Regions from separate parts of the Homo sapiens genome. Here region 1 is linked to region 2. A link is an interaction called in ENCODE POLR2A ChIA-PET data of the cell type or tissue named here. Cell type or tissue: GM12878. All regions are shown on one strand.

The links. ChIA-PET counts read pairs that join two places held together with the same protein. Peaks named below come from ENCODE experiments on the same cell type or tissue, not always from the same donor. Only the 100,000 strongest peaks of a DNase experiment are listed, where the experiment ranks them.
Region 1: POLR2A ChIA-PET joins it to region 2 with 8 read pairs; 4 of 35 experiments call an interaction of 5 or more read pairs at or near these places.

What each region holds. Positions count from the first base shown.
Region 1 is chr19:945,985-949,984 of GRCh38, reverse strand. All of the region lies in intron 3 of ARID3A (AT-rich interaction domain 3A), which reads right to left. Among named protein-coding and RNA genes, the nearest start is that of ARID3A, 22 kb to the right of the region's middle. RefSeq lists a silencer at 539-918 and enhancers at 2,103-2,502, 2,583-2,642, 2,187-2,686. In GM12878, no CTCF peak of the experiment used is centred here; a DNase peak (open chromatin) is centred at 2,064; H3K4me3 peaks cover 1,788 bases; H3K27ac peaks cover 3,285 bases.
Region 2 is chr19:1,178,572-1,182,571 of GRCh38, reverse strand. No RefSeq gene overlaps it. Among named protein-coding and RNA genes, the nearest start is that of SBNO2, 6.3 kb to the right of the region's middle. RefSeq lists enhancers at 2,087-2,602, 3,989-4,000. In GM12878, no CTCF peak of the experiment used is centred here; no DNase peak of the experiment used is centred here; H3K4me3 peaks cover 324 bases; H3K27ac peaks cover 775 bases.

The DNA.
Region 1 (4,000 bases), 230 kb after region 2:
CAAGGCAAAATCTAGCCCAGATGCGGTGACTCACACCTGTCATCCCAGCACTTTGGGAGGCCGAGGTGGGCAGATCACCTGAGGTCAGGAGTCCCAGCCTGGCCAACATGGAGAAACCCCGTCTCTACTAAAAATACAAAAATTAGCCGGGCGTGGTGGTGAACCCCTGTAATTCCAGCTACTCAGGAGGCTGAGGTGGGAGAATCACTTGAACCTGAGAGGCAGAGATTGCGTGAGCTCAGATCGCACCACTGCACTCCAGCCTGGGCGACAGAGCGAGACTCCATCTCAAAAAAAAAAAAAAAAAAGACAGAATCAGGGTCTGTGGGGCACAGTGGCGGGAATCCAGCAGGCATCCACTGGAGGGAGGGGAAAGGCCAGGGGCGGCGGCTCCTGCCTATAATCCCAGCACTTTGGGAGGCCGAGGCAGGAGGATGGCTTGAGGCCAGGAGTTGGAGGAAGAAGGAAAAGAAAGAGGCCGTAAGAAGCTTTCCTTCCTCCAATGCTGGTGTCCCCTTTCCGGCCCCTCTCTGAAGCCCCACTCCTGGCAGCTCCCATCCACTGACAGCACCCCCAGCCCCCCACCCCCTCCCGGAGGCCTGATGATCCTGCTATCTGGCACGGCGGAGGCCCGGGGCAGAGGCTGAGATGACTCAGCACCTGCGGCTGCTGCTCCCCAGGTGGGCAGGGTCCCTGGGGGCCTTGGCACCTCCCCCTCCACACAGGCACCCACGCCGCCGCTGGGAGGGGTGGGCAGGGCGGGACCCAGCACTGCCTCCCCACACCCCTGGGGCCCTGCTCTGCATTTGGGGAACTGAGGCAGGGAGGGGTCCACACCTCTCTGGTAACCAGGTTTGCAGAGTACCAGCAACCTGCAAAGCCCTTCACTTGTCCACAGTCCGGAGAGGCGGGAAGGAGGCGGCCAGAGTGCACCCCCGCAGCCACATCACTGCTGTAGACTCCAGGATGGCCACGCGCGGTGGCTCATGCCTGTAATCCCATAATCCCAGTACTTTGGGAGGCCGAGGCGGGCGGATCACCTGAGGTCAGGAGTTTGAGACCAGCCCGGCCAACATGGCAAAACCCTGTCTCTACTAAAATACAAAAATTAGCCGGGCGTGGTGGCGCACGCCTGTAGTCCCAGCTACTCGGGAGGCTGAGGCAGGAGAATCACTTGAATCCGGGAGGCGGAGGTTGCAGTGAGCTGAGATCGTGCCACTGCACTCCAGCCTGGGCGACAGAGTGAAACTTTGTCTCAAAAAAAAAAAAAAAAAAAAAAAAAGACTCCAGGCCTCATCCCTCGTCCCCTCCCCACAGAGTCCAGAGGCCAGGAATGAACAGCTGGACAGATGAGGCAGGAATGAAGAAGGAATGAAGACGGAGCAGAGCCTGGGGCTGCAGGCGGGAGGAGGGCACGGGGGGCAGGAGGACCTGGAGGACCTGGAGTCTCGCGCCCCAGTCTGCCCATTCTCCGGGCCTCAGTTTACCCATGGTGGGGGTGGGGCCGAAGCCATCAAGAAGCGGAAGCTGGCGCTGTGGCCCCGCAGGACCGCGGCCCCGGGAGGCCGGGGGATTTTGAATCTCGCTGTTTTTCCCGTCCCGGAAACTCCCAGGACTGACAGAGGCAGCAGAGCTGAGCGTGGACCACAGGGCCAGCCACACGGGGCTGTCAGTCCACAGCGTTTCTGCCAGGACAGGGCACTCTGCAGCCATTATTGAGCACCTCCTGTGTGTCCTGGACTATCTTGTATGCTGGGGAGATGCAGTGTCCAAAAAGGGCCCGGACTTCCCGGTTCAGGGAGCAGGAGGAAGAGGTCAGCTGGGGCGGGTGGGCTGTGAAGGGAAACACCAGGGGACAGGCGGCCCCGACCGACCTGGACTGATGGGTCGGGGGAGGGCAGGGTCACCCACACCCAGCAGGCGCTTACTTAGCTAGCGTCTGCTGTGTGACCTCAGGCCCTTCCCCGCCCTCTCTGGGCTCTGCCTGGCCATGGGTTGCTCCTCGTGCACCTGACCAGCCGGGGGGCTCCCCCGCCTGCCTAAGCCACGAGGTCCTTTCAATTCCCGTCAGCACAGCCAGGCCTCGGCGGATGCAGATGCTGAGAGCCCCGCCGGGCGTGGGGAAATTGGGGAAGTGATTCTGGGCAGGGCCGAACATCTGCCGGCTCCACTCCCCCGGCCCTGATGGGCCCCGAGTCCCCTCTCTGGAAATACACAGCGCCGCACCCACGGGGCGGATATTAATAACACTCTCCAGAAATGACAATGAAGCGCGGCCCGGGAAGCTGGCGTGGTGAAGGTGCTTCTCTGTGGATTTCCAGATCACGAGATTCCGGGGGAGCTTGCTGACGCCAGACCCTCCTCATTCTCCCGTGACGGGCCCTTCGTGCGATCGCCACCCTGGCACCTCGGTCTTCTCATCTGTGAAACGGTCCCGGGGCATCTGGGTGGGGGCTGAGACATGGATGGGGGAGTCCCTTGCTCAGGGAGGAGACGCTGACCGGCCGCCAGCCCGTTTCACAGTTGGGGAAACTGAGGCCCACGAGTCCAGGACGGCAGCGACAGGCCTGGTGCTGAGATGTGGCCGGGGTGGGATCAGCTGACAGGCACTTCCAGAAAGTTGGTGCAGAGGAGGCAGGAGGCAGCCCCATGGCGGCGAGATATGACGTGGAAATCTGGGGCCCGCAGTCCCTAATAGAGTCTCCGCCGAGGGCACTGGCCTTAAGCAGCCCCTCTATCTGCCAGGAAACCCGTTTCACAGATGCAGACACAGACACAGATCTGGGCTGACGGCAGGGGGTGCCCCAGGCCACACACAGACACACCCCACCCCACGGTGCCCAGCAATGGGGGGCACCCAGCAAACATTTCAATGCAGAATCTCAGTGTGGGCTGGGCACAGTGGCTCCCACCTTTGATCCCAGCACTGTGGGAGGCCGAGGTGGGCAGACTGCTCGAGCCCAGGAGTTTGAGACCCGCCTGGGCAATATGACAAAACCCTGTTTTTACAAAAAAAAAAAAAAAAATTAGCCAGGCATAGTGGCGCACCTGTAATCCCAGCTACTCAGGGGGCTGAGGCAGGAGGATCACGTGAGCCCAGGAGCTCGAGGCTGCAGTGAGCCGAGATGACATCACTGCACTCCAGCCTGGGCAACAGAGGGAGACCCTGTCACACACACACACACACAAACAAACAAACAGAATTTTAGTTTTGAAGCCTTTGGGATTAAAGAAAGAAAACATTAGCCGGGGACGGTGGCTCACGCCTGTAATCCCAGCACTTTGGGAGGCCGAGGCAGGCGGATCACTTGAGGTCAGGAGCTTGAGACCAGCCTGGCCAACATGGTGAAACCCCATCTCTACTAAAAATACAAAAATTAGCCGGGCATGGTGGCGGGCGCCTGTAGTCCCAGCTACTCGGGAGGCTGAGGCAGGAAAATGGCGTGAACCCGGGAGGCGGAGCTTGCAGTGAGCCAAGACCGCGACACCGCACTCTAGCCTGGGAGACAGTGAGACTCCGTCTCAAAAAAAAAAAAAAAAAAAAAGATTCAAAAAATTAGCCGGGCGTGGTGGTGCACGCTTGTAATCCCAGCTACTCGGGAGGCTAAGGCAGGAGAATCGCTTGAACCCGGGAGGCGGAGCTTGCAGTGAGCCAAGATCGCACCACTGCACTCCAGCCTGGGTGACAAAGCAAGACTCTGTCTCATAAATAAATACATAAATAAATAAATAAAAAGGAAAAAGTAAAAGTAAAAAAAACAAAAAAATAAAAATGAAATACCCAGTGTTCTCCTCCCCCAGGCAGTGACGAACCTGCCACTCCACGCGGCCGGGGCGTTCTGTACAGGGTCCCCGCCCCCCAGACCGGCCAGCCCACCCACAATACGCCCTCATGCTCCCACCTGGACGCCGGGCCCCTGCCTCCGCGAGCCTCATTTTTCCCTGCTGAGAAATGGGCTCGGAGTAACCGCAGGGTCCAAGCACTTTGCCCAGAGCTGGG
Region 2 (4,000 bases):
TATAGGCGCCCGCCACCACCCCCAGCTAATTTTTTTGTATATTCAGTAGAGACGGGGTTTCACCGTGTTGGCAGGTTGGTCTCAAACTCCTGACCTCAGGCAGTCCACCTGCCTTGGCCTCCCAAAGTGCTGGGATGACAGGCGTGAGCCACTGCACCCGGCCAAGTTTGGCTCCTTTCTTCATCCTCGGGGCAGTTGAGCCTCCTCCGGCCTCAGTCTGACTACCAGATGAGCCTTCTGATCTGAAATTCGGTCCCTGTGCCTCACCCCATCCAGTACACCGCTAGCCCCACCATGACTGTACCACTCCGTTGCTCCAGAACCCTCAATGGTTCCCTAGTGCCCCCAGAATACAGGCCACGTCTAGCTTCCAGGCCCTCCAGGGTCCCCTCTCTCTCTCCCAGTCCATCTATCCTCACACCCCAGGCCCCGCACACTCTCCCCTGAGTCTTTGTCCCCGCTGAGACTTTGCATGTGCAGTGCCTTCTCCCTGTTTATCCTCCCTGCACAGGGCGACCGGCAGATTGCTGATCTTCCTTCACCCAGCCTGCCCTGGGTGCCCCAACCTCAGGACACAGCCCTGACCCAGACTAGGCTGCTGCAGCCTGTACCCAGCCTGAGGTGCTATGTCAGGGGTGTCACTGGGCCCCTTCAACCCAGCTGTCCTAGCGTCAGTGCGGAGGTGAGAAAGCCTGTCCCATGTGGAATCTCAAACCCGTCAGACAGGTTTGTTGTTCCCTAAAGTTGTCTTGGCACAGAGGCTGCCCCGACCTGGCCTGGTAGGATCTCACTCTGGGCCTGGCCCTGGTCAAGCAGGTGGCTGCAGGGCCCGGGAACACGCCGGCCAGCACCGACCTGAGGACACCCTGGAGCAGGTGGCCCTGACCACAGGGAGGGTATGGTGCTGACACGTGAGGGCGGCCACGGGAGGGGGATGGTGGCAAAAGAAGGGACTGAGACAGAGATAGACAGAGATAGAGAAACAGAGACAGAGACAAAGAGAGAGCTAGAGAAACAGACAGAGGGATCCAGAGACAGAGACAGGGAGACAAAGACAGAGACAGAGAGACACGGAGACAGAGACAGACACAGAGAGAGACAAACAGAGAGACAGAGGGACACAGAGACAGAGACAGAGAGACAGAGACAAAGAGAGAGACAGAGAAACAGAGAGACAGGCCGGGAGCGGTGGCTCACGCCTGTAATCCCAGCACTTTGGGAGGCTGAGGCGGGCGGATCACGAGGTCAGGAGATCGAGACCATCCTGGCTAACACGGTGAAACCCCGTCCCTACTAAAAAATGCAAAAAAAAAAATTAGCCGGGCGTGGTGGCGGGCACCTGTACTCCCAGCTACTTGGGAGGCTGAGGCAGGAGAATGGCGTGAACCCGGGAGGCGGAGCTTGCAGTGAGCCGAGATCGCGCCATTGCACCCCAGCCTGGGGGACAGAGCGAGACTCTCTCAAAAAAAAAAAAAAAAAAAAAAAAAAGAAACAGACAGGGACACAGAGCCAGAGCCAGAGAAACAGAGACAGAGGGACACAGAGACACAGACAAAGAGACACAGAAAGAGACAGAAATAAACTGAGACACAGAGAGACAAAGAGAGCCAGAAACAGAGAGACGAAGACAGAGAGACAGAGAGACATGGAGACAGAGAGACAGACAGACAAGGAGACAGAGAAAGAGACAGAGAGAGACAGAGAGACAGATAGAGACAGAGACAGAGACAGACAGAGGGGTGACAGATGTAGCCTCCTGGGTCGGGCAGGCCCAGCTGCTGTGGAATCAGCTTTCCCTTCTGCACACCAGGAAGGGCCTGATTGGGAAAGAAAAGAGGAGAGAGGCAGGAGGGGAAGGGGCGGGTCCCAGGCCCGTCCGCTGGGGAAGTGGGTGGAGGAAGGAGAAGTGGTGAGGAGCCCGGCGCCCAGGAGGGCTGGCAGGGAGGAGGTGCCCCCTCTGCCTGGGAACACAGGGACTTTCCAGAATGTGGAGAAACAGGAAGTGGCTCCATCCCATCCCTGCCCCCGCATCGGGCCGCGCCGGGCCAGACCCACCTGCCTGCCTCACCTGCCCAGGTCTGAGGCTCTGTGCGGGAGCCGCCCGTCACCACCACGCACCTCCCCCTCCCTGGGCACCTCCCTCGGCCCCCTGGACGGCAGAGTGGGCACAGTCCCAGGGTCCTTCTTGCCGCCCAGGAGAGACACTGAGGCCGGGAGGGGAATCCAGGCTGGCATCTCCCAGATGGGGAAACTGAGGCACAGCCCAAGAAGGTCCTTACAAACAACCTTCATGTTTGTCTGAAGTTTTCTGCAATTTGAAATAATTAAGACAGGCTGGACAGAGTGGCTCATGCCTGTAATCCTAGCATTTTGGGAGGCCGAGGCAGGTGGATTGCTTGAGGCCAGGAGTTTGAGACCAGGCTGGGCGACACAGTAAGACCCCATCTCTACAAAAAAAAGAAAGAAAGAGAGAGAGAAAGAAAGAGAGAGAGAGAGAAAGAAAGAAAGAAGGAAATAGAGAGAGAGAGAGAAAGAAAGAGAGAAAGAAAGAAAGAAAGAAAGAAAGAAAGAAAGAAAGAAAGAAAGAAAGAAAGAAAGAAAGAAATGGGCCAGGTGTGATGGCTCATGCCTGTAATCCCAGCACTTTGGGAGGCCAAGGTGGGAGGACTGCTTGAGCTCAGGAGTTCAAGACTAATCTGGGTAAAATGGTGAAACCCCGTCTCTATAAAAAGTAAAAAAATTGGCCAGGCATGGTGGTGCATACCTGTAGTCCCAGCTACTTAGGAGGCTGACTGGGGAGGATTGCTTGAGCGCAGCAGGCAGAGGCTGCAGTGGGCTGTGACTATACCACTGCACTCCAGCCTGGGCGACAGGGTGATTCCCAGTCTCAAACAACAACAAAGCCTGGGCGCAGTGGCTCACGCCTGTAATCCTGGCACTTTGGGAGGCTGAGGCAGGTGGATCACGAGGTCAGGAGTTCAAGACCAGCCTGGCCAGGATGGTGGAACCCCGTCTCTACTAAAAATACAAAAAATTAGCCGGGTGTGGCGGCGGGTGCCTGTAGTCCCAGCTACTCGGGAGGCTGAGGCAGAGAATTACTTGAACCCGGGAGGTGGAGGTTGCAGTGAGCCAAGATCGCGCCACTGCACTCCAGCCTTCTTGTCAACGGAGCGAGACTCCGTCTCAAAAACAACAAGAACAACAACAGCAGCAGCAACAAAAAGTACTCGTCACGTACCTACAGTTGAATTTTAACTGGGTGTCTTGTGTTTGATCTGGCAACCCCACTTCCACAATTCTCTCGAAGGGGCTGGGAAGACATTTAGGAGGACCTGTATGGGATGGGGAAGAGGGAGGGTTTAGGGAGGAGAGTGTTGACGTCAAACACAGCCCCACCAGAAAACCTCCACAAATGTACAACTCTGTCCCCCAGGAGAGCTCTCCACCCTTCACATGGCACCGAGGACCTGGGCCTGGGCCAGAGCTGGAAGCCTGAGAGCTCTCTGCGGGGTGGGACTACTGGGGGACGGGGCTATCCACACCTCTGACCAGTTGAGCGTCTCCCCTGGGGGGCGGCTTCCAAAGTCTGAGCCAGGAGAGCTGGTGCCGGCCAGGGCCCTCACCCCATCTCTGCCCATCTGTGGCGTCAAAAATGCCTCCTCTCTTGAACTCCAACTGCAGCATTCATCCTTATTATTTTCTCATTGAACATCCACTTCAGTGACGCCATGGACTGGGCCGAGGAAAATCAAGAATTTCCCTAGGGTGGCTCAAGCCTGGAATCCCAGCAATATGGGAGGCCAAGGCAGGCGGATCACGAGGTCAAGAGCTCGAGACCATCCTGGTCAACATGGTGAAACCCTGCCTCTACTGAAAATACAAAAATTAGCCGGGCATGGTGGCACGTGCCTGTAATCCCAGCTACTTGGGAGGCTGAGGCAAGATAATCACTTGGACCCAAGAGGCAGGGGTTGCACTAAGTTGAGCTCATGCCCCTGCA